Regions from separate parts of the Homo sapiens genome. Here region 2 is linked to region 1. Evidence: read pairs that join two places in POLR2A ChIA-PET (ENCODE). Cell type or tissue: A673. All regions are shown on one strand.

Region 1 (2,500 bases):
CCTAATTACAGCATTAATAGTGTGCGCCTGGTGGACGCATTATATTTCCCAGGAATTACATTTGTTTTCCAGAAGCTGGACTGGGAAGGTCCTAGACAGAAGTGAGTCCTTGGAAGAAAGGACTGAGCGTCTCAGTAATGACATGGAGGTGGGGAGGGGGTGGGATAAGGGACTCCAAACTGGGTTGTATTTCCCAGATTATCGTCAGTCTGCTGCGTGACTGATGCCAGGAGACTAACAATTCCCAAAGTTGCGAAAGGAAAAACAGTTAGTCTTATACCCCCGTCCACAAGATCACTCAAGTCTAATGATTTCGGACACCTGCAAGATGAGTCGATCAGTGACGCGTGGGGTGGCATTGTTCGCTCGACGTGCCAGGACGCCAGCGGTGCTACCTTTTCCTGTCTCCAGAGCGCGAGTTGGCGCACATTGATTTCACCCCTCGCTCTCCGCCCCGCTGCCGAACACCATTTAGGCCAAGATCGGGTATAATGGGAAACACCATCAGCAGACAATTACCCTTTCAGAGGATTCACTTCTCCTCACAGACACTGTTATTTGAGAAATAGGATCATTTGATTTCATATTGCACTAAATAACACCCAGCCGGTTCAAATTGCCAGCTTCTTAAAAACCGCCCATTGGAATAAATTGCATCGGCCTCTTTTGCTTTTCAGGGCAATATGATGGGCACCGGGCAGAACTTGGAAAAATAACTACAAAGCCAGCCCCGAGCCGTGGCTATTGGTAGGGACAGCCCTGCCACCCCGCAGGCAAAGGCATCCAGCCATCTAGTTCCCTGCCACCGCCCCCTCCACCCGCCAACTTTGAGATGGTTCAACCTCTTGACTTTGGAATTAAAATGCACAGCCCCAGCCACCCCAAGGAAGCGCTTAGAGCCACAAGGCGCTTTCGTGTTGAGCAGGGAAAGATGGGCAGGTGTGCGAGACACGCATTTCGGTGTGCCCTGCCACATTGCTTGCAGCGTTGGCGCGTTTGGACAGCGCCTCCGGTTTGGGGCTCTGAGGCCGGGGAGTGCGCCCTCCAGCTTCGCGGGTCTGGGGTTCCCAGGGCCAGACCAGCCGCTACACTCTGCACACCAATGCGCCCTCCAGGCCTGCCGGTCGCGACGTCCTTCTCCGCTCTCAGCACAGGCGCCAAGCCGGGAGTCAGGGCTTCCGGGTCCAGCTGCTGACAGAAGGAGGAGCGAGCTGCACTGGGGCTTCAGCACCGAGTCCAGAGGGAGAGAGAGGCGAGCGGGGTGAGCGGCCACCGGCGAGCTGGGGTTCGCTGCACACCCATCACCACAGACATTTCAAAAAGAATCAAGCCTTTTGAAGTCTGCCAGAGCTGCGGTTTGTTAATTGACACTGTTCAACTGAGTGACAATTGTTCCGCTCAGTGGGGGCCATCCACTCCCTTCCTCTCTCCCCCTCCTTTTTTTTTTTTTTTTTCTTATAAAATAGGAATTAACTCCTTGGTTCTCCGTTCTTCTGTGCCAAGGGGCAGGATTTATTTAAGACGGCAAGGGCTTTGGCGATTCTGTGCGTTGAAGTCTTTCTCACATTTGCGTGAATGTACTTCAGGAAGGCCGTGTTAAATTCTCTCTCTCCAGATCCCAGAGGGTCGCCGCTGCACCCCTGTTCCGGGCATGAGCTGGAAAGGCCCTCTTAGTGGGTCCTGTGACCTGGAGCGAGTTAGTCTGAGACTTTGGGGACAGGGTGGGAGTCTTTCTCCTTCCTTGACACTGGGAGGAGCCAGGGAGCAGGGGGTTGTGGGTATGCGGCTAGAGGGAAGGTTCCAGACACGTCGAGAGTGGGAAACTTAAATTCCCCTCTCTGGTGTAGGCGCAGGCTTTAGCTCCAGGATCTTTTCTGGGTAAGGAGTCGGTGCCCGCTTAAGATGGCATGATAGGTAGCAGGGGGCCTCAGCGTGTCCTCACTCTCCACTTGGCCTTGAAGTGGGGACGCGGAGCCGCGCCGCTCCTCGGCGATTCGCCAGGTCTCTGTTCGCAAACAGCTGAGTTGCGAGGCCCAAGTATACTTAAAGCAAAACCTCGGCCGCGGGCCTTCAGCACTGCCCTCCAGGCCTGGGGAAGATACCGCGATGCCCAACTGGCCACGCCACCAGGTCTGGCCTTGCGTATCCGCCTCCAAGGATCCAAAGCCGGCCTGGGGCTGTCCAATCGAGTCCGTGGAGAGCCCGGAGCTACTCCATCGCCGCCCCTGCCCCAAGGCGGTCGCGCCCTCACCCCTCGCCGCACTCCGCCCCCAACCACCCCCGCGTGCCCCCGCCAGCCTCTGGCCCCTGCACTCAGCTAGGGGGCTGTGTTCCAACTCCCACCTCCATCCCCACGGTGGCGCAGCCGAGGAAACCTTTCTTGACCAAGGCCAAGCCCAAGCCCAAGCCCAATCGTGACAGCTTTTCCAGGAGGCAGGCACTGGGCGGTTAAATTCGAAGGAGCGGGAAAACACGTCTTGCCCGGCTCCAAAGTTAGCTG
Region 2 (2,500 bases), 320 kb after region 1:
CTCAGTTGGGTCATCCTCAGGTAACAGGGGTTTATGCCAAGAAAAGATGAGGAACAAAAGCAACAGGAAAATTAGGAACTCACAGACAGTTGTGCTGAGGGAGGCCTCACAGGGACTGAAATTCAGGACTCCTGTCTGGGACCAAGAGCAGTTCCTGATCCCAGGGGCTCAGTTCCATTGAGGAGACATTGAACCCCCAGCCCACAACAGGAGGAGTTCACCCATCCGCCACCTTTATGGATGCTGGACTGAATCGTGTGCCCCACAAATTCATATTTTGATATGCTAGCCCCCAGAAACTCAGAATGTGACCTTCTTAGGAGTTAAGGCCTTTAAACAGGTAATAAAGGTAAAACGAGGTCACACGGGCAGTTCCTACTCCAATGTGACTGGTGTCCTTAGGAGAAGAGGAGATGAGGACACAGGCACTTGCAGGAGGAAAAGCGTGTGCAGACACATGGAGCAGATGGCCACCTGCAAGCCAATGAGAGAGGCCTGAGAGGAAGCCACCCTGCCCAACGAGAAGCCAACCCCGCCGACAACACCTTGATCTCCAGCTCCAGCCTCCAGCACAGCGAGAACTCCGTTTCAGGGCTCAGCCACTTTTGCCCCTGTTGCTCCGCAGTTACCGCCACCACCCACCATCCTAGCCCCTGAATATCTCTGTGTCCCCACTTGAGCTGACTCAGAACTTCTGCCCCTGCAGAGCACTCCGGTCAACCCTCCTTGCAAGGTGCTGGGTCAGGTGCCCCATCCTGTTGCAACCCTATGTCCAGGAGGTCACAGGATATGCTCTGAAGCCACCTAGGGCTGTCTGCCTTGGCATGAGCTGCAGGAAGGGACTCCCTTCCAAGAAAGAAGTACGTCTATACACATGTGTGTGCATATGTGAAACATGCTTAGGTTGGCACATCCCCACCCTCATTTATCCAAAAGCCAGTTTATTCTAGAAAATGTGAACTAGTCTACAGTGATGATGAGGTGGGGGTTTGCAGTGGGGTTTGAGAAAATTTTAGGGAGGAAAGACATGCTTTGTGATTCGATTGCGTCCATGATTTTGATTATGGCCATGGATTTATGTTTATCTTCCCAAAACTCACGAAATCATACCCATTACAACATGGATGCTGTTTATTGCATTAAATGAAACCTCAATAAAGTTGATTTTTGTTAAAGCCACTTTAGGAAGCTAGTTTCTGGATATTTGGCACCATTGGGGTATGACAGAGAAGTCTGGAGGCTTAGGCCAAGTGCTAGAGAGGGCTCAGAAACCTCCCCTGGCTCAGCCTGTAACATGAACCTGCAGTTTCTCCACCTTCTTGGCTTGGCAGACAGTGCGGTTGGTAGGCAAGGACCGGCTGTGTTGCGAAATGCCGGCACCAACTCCCAGGCAGCTAGAGTGAGCAGCAGAGTCAAATGAAGGTGTTGAGCAACCACTAAAGAGGAAGTCTCAGCTAATTATGGTGATGATTGCTATAGTGGTGATCTGACACCTCCTTTTCAGGGAGTATAAGAAAATACCCTCTGGTCTGAGCCCCTCTTGTTCATCCCCACTGTGTTCAAAAACTACATTTTCTCAAAATTCGATTGCAATTGTAGCTCGGTTTCCATTTTGGAGTGCAAGCTTTGATATCCCCATCAGTACAAGTATTTAATGAGGCAATGTTGCTTGCAACATAACCTGGAAGGAATCCTGCTAGCATCTAGAAGGGACACGCCCAGACCATGCCAAGCCCTGGCTTCACTCTTGCTGGGTTTGGTACATGCTGAGTTGAGCAAGGATAGATGGACCAATTACATTGCTATTAATTAAAAAAAAATAGAGTTTAAAGACACAGAGAATTTTTTTAATGTTTTGAAAACAGAAACAAATATTGATCAGATATTCCTTTTTAATAAACCTCTTATTGAGCTACAGCATAATACAGAAATGTGCACCAATTATAGAGGAACAGCTTTATTGCTGTATAACACAGTATTCTACTCTATGACAGCACCATAATTTATTTATGCATTCTACTCTTGCTGAGTATTTGGATCCTTCCCAGTTTGGGGTGCAGGGGATGACAAGGTAATGCCTTTTCCTCACTCATCACAAGGGTTGTGGCTGACACTCTTCTACCAAAAGACAGGCCAGCAAGAGAAAAAGTATAACACATATGTTTATCCAAGTTTTACATGATATGGGAGACTTCAGAAGTGAAGACCCAAACCCCAGGGAAAACTGTTTCATTTTGCCCTGTTTTGTATGCTAAGTCCGAATAAAGAAGTGGATAGTTGTGGAGAAGCGTGATTGGACAAAAAGTCCAATGATAATAAAAGGGATGGAGTGGGAGAACCCAGCAAAGACCCTTTACTTGTTCAGGTTCTTTCCGTTTTTTTCCTTTCCTTTTCTTTCTTTCTTTCTTTCTTTTTTTTTTTTTTTTTTTTGAGACAGTCTTGCTCTGTCACCCAGGCTGGAGTACAGTGGCGCGATCTAGGCTCACTGCAACCTCTACCT

Evidence for each region. ChIA-PET counts read pairs that join two places held together with the same protein. Peaks named below come from ENCODE experiments on the same cell type or tissue, not always from the same donor. Only the 100,000 strongest peaks of a DNase experiment are listed, where the experiment ranks them.
Region 2: POLR2A ChIA-PET joins it to region 1 with 11 read pairs; 1 of 35 experiments calls an interaction of 5 or more read pairs at or near these places.

The regions. Positions count from the first base shown.
Region 1 is chr20:21,101,651-21,104,150 of GRCh38, reverse strand. The region is part of intron 1 of LINC00237 (long intergenic non-protein coding RNA 237); the gene reads left to right. Among named protein-coding and RNA genes, the nearest start is that of LINC00237, 3.5 kb to the left of the region's middle. RefSeq lists enhancers at 920-969, 2,500. In A673, no CTCF peak of the experiment used is centred here; DNase peaks (open chromatin) are centred at 1,410 and 1,730; H3K4me3 peaks cover 998 bases; H3K27me3 peaks cover 2,500 bases.
Region 2 is chr20:20,779,510-20,782,009 of GRCh38, reverse strand. No RefSeq gene overlaps it. Among named protein-coding and RNA genes, the nearest start is that of RALGAPA2, 68 kb to the right of the region's middle. In A673, no CTCF peak of the experiment used is centred here; a DNase peak (open chromatin) is centred at 1,379.